2 separate regions of the Homo sapiens genome follow, and region 2 is linked to region 1. Evidence: read pairs that join two places in POLR2A ChIA-PET (ENCODE). Cell type or tissue: OCI-LY7. All regions are shown on one strand. Links, peaks and the distances in the headings refer to the core of each region. The heading gives the core; the rest is flanking DNA. Region 1 holds the start of TTF1 (transcription termination factor 1). Region 2 overlaps SETX (senataxin).

Region 1 (5,379 bases), core at 169-5,168:
TAGACTCCATTCGAGTGCAGGATCCACAAAAGGGCTTCGCAGTGGGGATATCAGGTATCCACTGACCTCAAACCAGAAGTTGGCCTCTTTGTGAAAGAAGTTGGATATGCCTTGTTAGTGTCCAACAAAGAGCGGACGTTCTGCGATACACTGGAATAAATTTCACAAGCCACTAACGTTAATACTCACATACAGGGTGTGTGCACTTGGAATTAAAATACAGAAATATAAATGCACTTTCCAAAAGAGATGATTAAAAATATAATTTTGCAAACATGTCTTATTGTTCTCTTTGCTCTGTATTGCTTCTGGGTTTCATTTTTTTAGATTTATCTTTGGCTAAATGACACATTTACGTCGTACAAAAATAAAAATGATCTTCATATTTCCTCTCCTTTTTTACACAGAAGGTTAACATCTATATATTGTGATCTGCATTTGCTATTTTCACCTAACAACATAGATCCTGGAGCTCTCTCTATATCAGCGGTCTTTAAAGTCTCAATGCTAAGCACATTTTCTACAGAAGCTACCTAATTTATCCGGGGTAGTAAATATCAGCTGTATTAGACAAGGAATATGTTACTCCCCCAAGTCTAACACACCTACTTGCACTGCCACATCCTCTCTCTCTCTGTCTCGCTGCAACAAAGGAAGTGTCCCTTCTGTCAAAGGCTATTTCCTTCCGTTATAGGAAGGAAAATGTGTGCTGGCTCCCAACCCTCTCCTGCCTTCTCAGAGAGATGGTGGTCTCTCCGTATCTTCTCTCTCATCTCTCTCCTGTATCTTCAGCCTGCGTTTTCTAGCAAAATGCCAACAATATTTAATCTCCTCTAACTTAAAAAAAAAATGCAACTGTCGTTTAACCCTAAAGTCTCATCCAGCTGTTCTCTTTCTTCCCCTTCACAGCAACATTTCCTGAAAGAGAAATCACTCTTTCCATTACCTCACCTTTCATCCACTTATTAACCCACATCCTGGTAGCTCCCACCCCACTACTCCACTGAGACCGTTCCAGCAAGAGTGCCTTTGTTCTTAAAGCCACAAATTTCAACAGACACTTTTCAGGCCCATCTTTTAGGACCTCTTAATAAATCACAAACAGAGCAAAGCCGATTATTTCTTTTTTTTCTTTTTTTTTTGAGACGGAGTCTTGCTCTGTCGCCCAGGCTGGAGTGCAGTGGCGTGATCTCAGCTCACTGCAAGCTCTGCCTCCCGGGTTCACGCCATTCTCCTGCCTCAGCCTCCCGAGTAGCTGGGACTACAGGTGCCCGCCACGACGCCAGGCTAATTTTTTTGTATTTTTTAGTAGAGACGGAGTTTCACCGTGTTAGCCAGGATGGTCTCGATCTCCTGACCTTGTGATCCAACCGCCTCGGCCTCCCAAAGTGCTGGGATTACAGGCGTGAGCCACCCACTGGCTGATTTCTTTTCTTTTCTTTTTTTCTTTTTCTTTTTTTGGAGACAGAATCTCGTTCTGTCACCCAGGCTGGAGTGCAGTGGCACGATCTCGGCTCACTGCAACCTCCGCCTCCCGGGTTCAAGCGATTCTCCTGCCTCAGCCTCCGGAGTAGTAGCTGGGATTACAGGCGCAAGCCACCAAGCCTGGCTAATCTTTGTATTTTTAGTAGAGACGGGGTTTCGCCATGTTGGCCAGGCTGGTCTTGAACTCCTGACCTCAGGTGACCCACCTGCCTCGGCCTCTCAAAGCGCTGGGATTACAGGCGTAAGCCACAGCGCCCGGCCTTGATTTCTTTAAATAACATTTCCCCTTCCATCAGTTCCTTTCCTTCTTTTTTGTAAATACTTCCTAGGCTGCTCTCTGGTCTCTGGAGCCCAGTACAACCTTCTAAATATATAGTCTCTCCCTGCTAAAAACTTTTTAGGGTTCCCCTGTTATTCTTAAGATAAAGTCAAAATCCTCACAGACCTGCAAGAGTCTTCATTTCTTCATAATCTAGCCTAGAGATGGACAGAGGTAAGTCCATGCCCACCTCTCTACCTCTCACTTCTCTCTAGGTTTCAGAAACCCTGCTGTTTTCAGTTCCTAGAATACACTACCTTCCTTTTCGTCTCAGGAACTTTGCAAAAACAGCCCATTCCATCAGGAAAGCTCTTCCTCCGCATTACCTTTCTGCCCTTTAACTGGTCCAAGTATGAAAGCCACTTTCTCAAGAGGACCTCTCTAACTCCTTAGCCGGTCTCATCTTTCTGGTTAACAGTGTTTCCCAACAACCAGCTGCTCCCCATTGCACTTTTGGCAGTTATAATATGATCGGCTTCTTGAGGGCTGGAATCCTGGCCATCTTGCTCCCAAATGGCTCCCCAGTCAGTGCTCGATACATATTGAGAACGGATATGCATTTATCCCCCCTTACTCAGAACATACACTTCCCGCTCTGCAGGTACGTGCCCAAACCTGGTCCCGGATTCTCTCACCGCCTTTGGGGTGCGAGAGAGACCCCGCTCTGCTCCCGGGTGGGCGCTCCAGGGCTGAGACTGGAGGAACTAACCAGATGTGAATTCTGCATCTTCTCACTCCCAAAGACCCAAGCCGCGGCCGGGCGCGGTGGCTCACGCTTGTCATCCCAGCACTTTGAGAGGCCGAGGCGGGTGGATCACCTGAAGTCAGGAGTTCGAGACCAGCCTGGCCAACATGGTGAAACCCTGTCTCTACTAAAAATACAAAAATTAGCTAGGCTTGGTGGCGGGCGCCTATAATCCCAGCTACTCGGGAGGCTGAGGCAGGAGAATCGCTTGAACCCAGGAAGCGGAGGTTGCAGTGAGCCGAGATCGCGCCACCGCACTCCAGCCTGGGCGACAAGAGCAAAACTCCATCTTTAAAAAAAAAAAAAAAAAACACCCAAGCCTCAGTTTCCCCGAGATAAGGCCTGGGGCAAAGACCGCGGCCTGGAGACCTCAGGCCAAAAGGCGGGTCTCCCAGAAGACGGGGAAACCCACCACCCCACGCTGAGTTTTTACGCGCGCATTTTGAAAAACAGAAACAACAAAGGCGCTTTCAACTTACCCTCCGAAAGCGCCGCCACCTTTCTCCCAACCCGGAAGTGCTGCTGTTGAGGAAGCGGAAGTAGTAGTGCGTCGCCTTCCGGCCCCCTCGGCGTCACGCTGCCATGGTAACACGGCTGCCGCTAGGCCTTGGAGGCGCGCACATTTGCCTACCCATTTTCCTTCTGGGTCCTTTAGACGTCAGGTGGGGTAGAGAGTGCTCCTGAAACGAAGAAAGTAGGACAGAATCCCCCTCCATTGACGTACTAATGCATGCGTGCATTCCATTTATTCCAGTTTTTGGTGAACTCCAGGAACAACTTGGGAAGACAGATGACAAATCAACTAAGATAATTTCAGATTATCTTGTAAGGAAAATAAAACAGGGTGACGTGATGGAGAGTGACTAGGGGACGGTGGGTGCTACTTTAGATGTAAGAGAGGGCTCACTGAGGAGGTGACATTTGAACTGAGTTCTAAATGGAAAGGGCAGGCAAAAAATCTAGGCAGAAGAGTGTTCCAGGCTGGAAGTGAGTGCAAAAGTCCTGAACTTGGTTGCTGGAGGACCTGGGACAAGGCCAGAGCAGCTGGAGCACAGAGTGAATCCACACAGTGAACCCACAGGGTGACAGACAGGTCGCACACGCCCAGCCTAAGTGAATGCATGTGAATGCAGGGGAGGGGGTGGGAGAGGAAGTCAGAGGTCTGCAGGGGCTATCTGGTGCAGAGGCTGATGGATGTTAAGCTTGGATGAAGTCTCAGAAGTTTAGAGTTAGCAGGAGCTTTGGAGATCTATCCCAGTCTTCCCATTTCAACAGAGTCCTGAAGAGACTTAGCCAAAAGGGCAGCTTTAACCTGGCCATCAATTCGAGGCCATTATATTTACCAACCAAACGTTTAACCTTTTTGGATAGTGAACATATACGATATAGGCAACAAGTTTTCTCACTTAATCCTTGTAATGAGGTATTATTAGCCCCACCTTGTGGATGAGAAACCTGGGTTTACAGTAACTTGTCCAAGGTGACTTAAATGGGCCAGCCAGAAATCAGACCTATGCTCTTTCTACTACTCCACTATCTTGCCCCTCACTGTTCCACCTGACTTCTATGTGATCTGCCAAGTGGCTTTGATTAAAAAATGCACAAACTATGCTTCCGTGAAAGTCTGGAAGGGAAGCAGGTTGGAGAAACGATGAGCCTATGTATGTACTCATGTTGCCATGCAAGGGCTGCTCTGGGATGTGGACGTGCAGTTGGAGCTCCGTCTGGAGAAGTCTGTAAATGTGGTGTTGTCCACTGTTGATATGGAAGGCCTTGAAGTCCAGGTCCGTCATTGGTGTCACGTGTTCTGTGGTGACCCCACTTACCCAGAGCCTTGTGGTGCTAGTGATGCATGAATGAACCCACAAAAGGCTGGCACTAGAGGAGAGATTAGATATCATCCAGTATCGATTCAGGAAAACTCCAATAGTGGTTTCCAATCCTCCTCCAACTGCACCAATCACCTGGGAAGCTTTTTTTTTTTTTTTTCAAATGCAGAGTCTCAACTTTGCAATGGATTTTATATTAAACACTATTGTATCACATTAAAATCTTCGGACATGATAATGACATTGTAGTTACACATGGGAATGTCCTTGCTACATGATGACGTACTTAGGGTTAAATATGGTGTTGACAGATATTTTTCAGGTGATTCTGTAATGTGTGTATGTGCATGCTCACAGAGAGAGAGCAAGAAAATGTGACCAGTGCTGGGGACGGGTGAATCTGTTAGTCCAAACTGCACCATTTTGTAAGCCCCCTGCCATTTTGCAGACCTTGCTTAAAGTGAAACATTCCACGGGGGTTCAGGCAGTGAGAAACAGCCTGCCTCTTATCATATTCTGCTGGGAGAAAGTGACAGGAACATCACGTTCCACCAGAACAAGGGCCAAACTGCCTCATCATGGGAATACCTTATCAACATCTTCCCGGGCAGCAGGCCATACCCACCGGGCCCCTCCCCGCCCAGGCCTATAATTTCTCCAGCCTGTAAGCAGCGGTAGGCACTGGCATTAAGCTGGTCTCCCACCTCTGTAGGTCTCATGCTGGACATAAAGCCTGAATTTGCTGTAGAGCCGCCACTCTTTCTTTAACCCTCCCCTTCCCTTCAAAATCTAACCGAATCTAGGTGAAGCCTATATGTATTTTCATTGTATTCTTCTTTCGACTTTCAACTTTTCTGTAGGTTTGAACTTTTTCACCAAGTTGTGGGTGGGTGGGTAAGGGGATTTTTAAAAATGCAGCATCTGGCCTGGTGAGGTGGCTCATGTCATTATCAGAGCAAGACTCCGTCTCTTAAAAAAAAAAAAAAAAGGAGAGCCTCAGA
Region 2 (5,379 bases), core at 314-5,313, 94 kb before region 1:
GACACAGAGCACTGACAATAAAAGACTGATGTATTTACTATGTTCAAATAAGCAATTCTCAATAAGAATGAAAAAGAAATTTTTAAGACATCACTAAAAAGAGTCAGTATGTAAGTCAAAGTGAGGAAATGACTTCTACCCAGATTATATAAAGAACTCCTACAAATCAACTGAAAAAAAGACAACAGAAAATGACCAAAAGCCTTGAACAGGCACTTTCCAAAAGAGGTTACTGAGACAGCTACTAAATATGTGAAAAGATGCTCAATCTCCCTAATGAGGACATTACAAAAGCCCACAAAACACCATCAATACACACAGCCCAACAGCTAAAAATCTCAAAACAATCTATACAAATGTGTTGCTGAAGACACAGAAAAATGCAACTTCTCATATACTGCTGGTGGAATATAATTTTGTACAATAGGCTTGGCATTATTTACTGAAGTTGAACTTATACACACCCTAATATTCCACAATCTACTTCTGGATATAAACTTAACAAAAATGCATTCAGAAGAACACTAAGAGATACATGGGTGATCATAGTAGCATTATTCATAACATGCTGTGCAGAAAAGAGTTAACATAGCAGGCATGCTATCCTTCAAAAGACCTGCTTGCGAGGCTGCCCCTTGGCTGGTATCTAGGAACTTAGATTTTAGGACAGTTCTCATCATTCCCTAATAAAAATGGCTCACTGTTACTAAACCATGTGTGAAAATGATAAGTTCCTGCCAAACATCCGCTTTCTTTCTGCTTTGTGGCTATTGCATCTCAATGTACAGCTGACAATTGAACATGAGTTTGAAGTGCACAGGTCCACTAATTCATAGATTCTTCTCCATCTCTGCCACTCCTGAGAGAGCAAGACAAATCCCTCCTCCTCTTCATCTATCTACTGAGTGTGACGATGATAAAGATGTAGACCTTTATGATGATCCGTTTCACTTAATGAATAAATATATCTTCTCTTCCTTATGATTTTAGTTTCTTTTCTTTAGCTTTATTGTAAGAATACAGTACATAATACATGTAACATATAATTGTAGTTGTTGTTTTTTGTTTTTGTTTTGTTTTGTTTTTGAGACAGTCTCTGTGCCAGGCTGGAGTGCAGTGGCGCTATTTCGGCTCACTGCAAACTCCACCTCCCTGGTTCAAGTGATTCTCCTGCCTCAGCCTCCCAAGTAGCAGGGACTACAGGCACCCGCCACCATGCCTGGCTAATGTTTGCATTTTTAGTAGAAACGGGGTTTCACCATGTTGGCCAGGACGGTCTCGATCTCTTGACCTGGTGATCCCCGCCCGCCTCGGCCTCCCAAAGTGCTGGGATTACAGGCATGAGCCACCGCACCCAGCCTCATTTTTTTTTAAGCACATCTACAGAGGAGGATGGATGGGGGTTGGGGGTAAAAAGAGGACTTATTCATTTTATTTTAAAGAGTTCTGAATGTTTGGTGTATTTATAACTAGTATATAAAAGTGGTATGTGGTTCGGATCAATCATGAAATGAAAAGACAGATGCCAGGAAGATTTACTCAGAATCTGTAAAGACTATTATGCAACACCCCCACCAAATCCCTCCACTCACCCTCTCTCCCATTCCCAGCCCCCACTGACAATTCAGCCTGTAGTATTCTAACTACAGAGTGGGGAAAAAAATCATAAATTTTACATTCATAATTGTTCCAGTAACTATCCTCATTAAGACTTTAAGCATATTCTAAGAAGTCACAAATTTAGCTTAGAAAATTTGTGTCCCCCTAAATTCAAATAATGCTATCTCCTCTTAATTAGAAATCTCCAATTATTATATCATATATTCCAAGTTGCGTAAGAAAAAACTTACCTGCAAACTCCCAGTATTTTATATAATCGGCAGGAAATTTTCGTACTTGCAACTGATAGAAATTCTCTCTATTTGGAGAGTTGAGCCATTCTTGTGCCACCTATACAAAGCACAAAAGCAAATTAAGAAAGCAACATTCTGGAAAGTGATGCTAAATAGTAACATTTTCCAAAGTTAAGCAACAGTAAAATCCAGAAGCTAGAATCTAGGTGACAAAAACTAAAAATTGATTCACGGCAGGTTAATACAATTATCTGGAACTGTCCTGCCCAATTCAGTAGCCACTAGCTACATCTGGTTATTTACATTTAATAAAAATGTTAAAAAATAAAAATTCTGTTCTTCAAACTAGTCACACTTGCAGTGCTCAACAGCCACCTGTGGCTGCTCCGCTGTGGGCAGATGTGGAGCATTTCCAGCAGTGCATAACGTACTGCTGGACAGCTCCGGTAGAATGCTACTTCCCAACCAGATCAGCTAGCTCACAAGTCCAAAAGGACCTAGATTTGTGGCAGACCTTAGGGATTTCTCACCAACATGTCATCCTGCCAGTTTATAAAATGCTCTATACCCATCTCCCAGTCTGTCAAAGCTCCAAACTCAGAAGTACCCTTAAGGATCTTCTGAGAAATAAGACTATTCCCAATCCCAAATTTAGGAAGACTACTAGTATAAAAAAGTCATATTAGCTTTCACTTTTTAAAAAACTAACAAATATATTACCTTTTGGGCCCTAAGGAGGGTTTTGTCTAAATGTAACAGTTAGTCATTAAGTATTTAAATCAACAAATAGTCTTTCAGTTCCTCTGAAGAAACTTATCCTCAAAGACTATTGGTGTTGAACTGCTTCTGCACTGGTTAACCAACCAAGACTCCACAAGGGTTATGCTATGGACAGGGGAACAAAACAATACTGAATCTGTGTTATCTGCTAGTAAGGTCAGACTCTGGACCATGATAGTCATGATCAGTTTGTATCACCCAGAATACCCTACAGTAAGGCAACTCCATAGAATCATCATCAAAAGTGCATTTTATGTTCACAGCATTATTTACAATCACCAAAATGTGGAAACAACCCAAATGTCCATCAGTTGGTGAATGCATAAACAAATGTAATATATCCATACAATAGAATCTCATTTGGCAATAAAAAGCCATGGCCTATTAATACATGCTACAAGGATAGGCCTCAAAAAGATTACATGGAGTGAAAGGAGCCAGATTCAAGAGACCACATATGTACACTTCTATATACATGACATTTCCAGAAGAGGCAGATTTATAGACAGACGAGAGATTAGTGTTTGACTCGGGCTAGTGGTAGGAATGAAGAATGACTACCAATGGGCAGAAAGGATTGTTTTAGGTCAACAGAAATGTTCTAAAACTGGGTTGTGGTGATGGCTATACAACTATAAATTTACTTAAAAAAACCATTCAATTATACACCTTAAAAGGGTATATTTTATGGTATAGTATACCTTAATAAAGCTGTTAAAATGCATCCTAGTGTGTACAACAAAGATAAAAAAAATGGATCACTAAAATTTTATCACAAGAGATTTACCTGAGAGTACCTAGAAGATCCTAGATAGTTCCCATCTTGGAAAAAGGAGGGCAGATACTTTTAGTTTGAAATTATTTGGGCCTAATATTAACTTCTACAGCAACCCCAGGAGCCAGAGATTAAGTGGATCTCTTATAGTCAAGCTACAATGACCGATTAATGATAGCTGAAATTCTGGAGCTATCAAAGAGAAACTTAGCTAGGTAAAAAGTCCTAATTAACATATACTCAATATACTACATAATTCACAGGTTTGTGTATTTGATGCAGTTACAGGTTTATCTGTTTCATAACTCATGTGGCCTTGGGAAATTAAGAAATCATAAATTGCATGAGCTAGTAGTTTCACACTAAATGAAATAACTTCAAAGTACAAACAAGTGTATGTTTGTGGTCCATCAGAGCATTATCAAAGTTAAAAGTAATCAACCAGGTTCAGAGGATGAAAAATCATGCAGATGGTTAGAAAACATACTCCTTTCAAAAGGTGTCAGCTGCTGTAAAAAAAAAAACAATAAAAAGAAAACAAGCTCCCTGAACATAAGAACATTTAGAATACACTGAACAGAGATGAATATACAATGTGGCCTTCCAAGTTTTTTGGTTTTTTTTTTTGTTTTTTGAGATGCAGTTTCAGTCCTATTGCTCTGGCTGGAGTGCAATGGCACCATTTCCGCTCACTGCAACCTCCGCCTCGTGGGTTCAAGCGATTCTCCCGCCTCCGCCTCCCATTAGCTGGGAATACAGGCATGCGCCACCATGCCCAGCTCACTTTTTTTTTTGGAGACAGAGTTTCGGTCTTGTTGCCCAGGCGGGAGTGCAATGGTGCGATCTCGGCTCACCACAACCTCCACCTCCCAGGTTCAAGTGATTCTCCTGCCTCAGCCTCCCAAGTAGCTGGGATTACAGGCGCCCACCACCACGCCTGGCTAATTTTGTATTTTTAGTAGAGACAGAGTTTCTCCATGGTCAGGCTGGTCTTGAACTCCTGACCTCAGGTGATCCACCTGCCTCAGCCTCCCAAAGTGCTGGGATTACAGGCATGAGCCACCGTGCCCGGCCCACATTTTGTATTTTTAGTAGAGACAGCGTTTCACCATGCTGGCCAGCTGGTCTCAAACTCCTGACCTGAGGTGATCTACCCACCTCGGCCTCCCAAAGTGCTGGGATTACAGATGTGAGCCACCAAGCCCGGCTAGCTTTCCAAGTATTAAAGGTCAGTGGTAATAATGTAACAATCTCATAAAGCACTATCACTTCAAAGAAGCAAACTATGTTCCTTTTCTTCCCACTCCAGACATGAACGACAGATATCCAGTTAGGCCTCATCTTCAAAGGAGGTCTGAGTTCTCTTTTTTCCCAGTAACTAAGAATAGATTATTCTACAAAACTGGAGGTTCCTAATAATTTAGTAATTTAACATTTTTCAGATCAAATAGTTGAATATTATGTTTTGATAAAAATACTTCCACATAGACTAAATACACTGTTTGGTTATAATGAGGTTTCTTTTTTGTGTGTGTGACCCCAAGAAAATTCTCTTTAAAAAAAATTATTATTATTATTATTATTTTATTGTGTTTTTTTTTTTTTTTTTTTTTTTGGAGACAGGGTCTTGCTCTGTTGCCCAGGCTGGAGTACAGTGGCACGATCTCAGCTCACTGCAACCGCCACCTCCCGGGTTCAAGCAATTCTCCTGCCTCAGCCTCCTGAGTAGCTGGGATTACAGGCACGTGCCACCACGCCCGGCTAATTTTTGTATTTTTAGTAGAGACAGGGTTTCACCAAAGTTGGCCAGGCTGGTCTCAAACTCCTGACCTCAAGTGATGATCCGCCTACTGTGGCCTTCCCAAGTGTTGGGATTACAGGCGTGAGCCACTGTGCCTGGCCAAAATATTACATTATTAAAACAACAGCTGTTTCACTGGGGAAAAGAAGTTCCTGCAGCACTGGCTCCCA

Evidence for each region. Peaks named below come from ENCODE experiments on the same cell type or tissue, not always from the same donor. Only the 100,000 strongest peaks of a DNase experiment are listed, where the experiment ranks them.
Region 2: POLR2A ChIA-PET joins it to region 1 with 15 read pairs; 3 of 35 experiments call an interaction of 5 or more read pairs at or near these places.

The regions. Positions count from the first base shown.
Region 1 is chr9:132,403,762-132,409,140 of GRCh38, forward strand. It overlaps TTF1 (transcription termination factor 1), which reads right to left and starts at 3,079. Exons shown (of 11, transcript NM_007344.4): 1 at 3,029-3,079. In OCI-LY7, for the core only: CTCF peaks have their summits at 3,970 (motif pointing left) and 4,169; DNase peaks (open chromatin) are centred at 650, 970, 3,130 and 3,990; H3K4me3 peaks cover 2,741 bases; H3K27ac peaks cover 1,074 bases.
Region 2 is chr9:132,309,907-132,315,285 of GRCh38, forward strand. SETX (senataxin) reads right to left here. Exons shown (of 26, transcript NM_015046.7): 11 at 1,851-1,950. Among named protein-coding and RNA genes, the nearest start is that of SETX, 42 kb to the right of the region's middle. In OCI-LY7, for the core only: no CTCF peak of the experiment used is centred there; no DNase peak of the experiment used is centred there.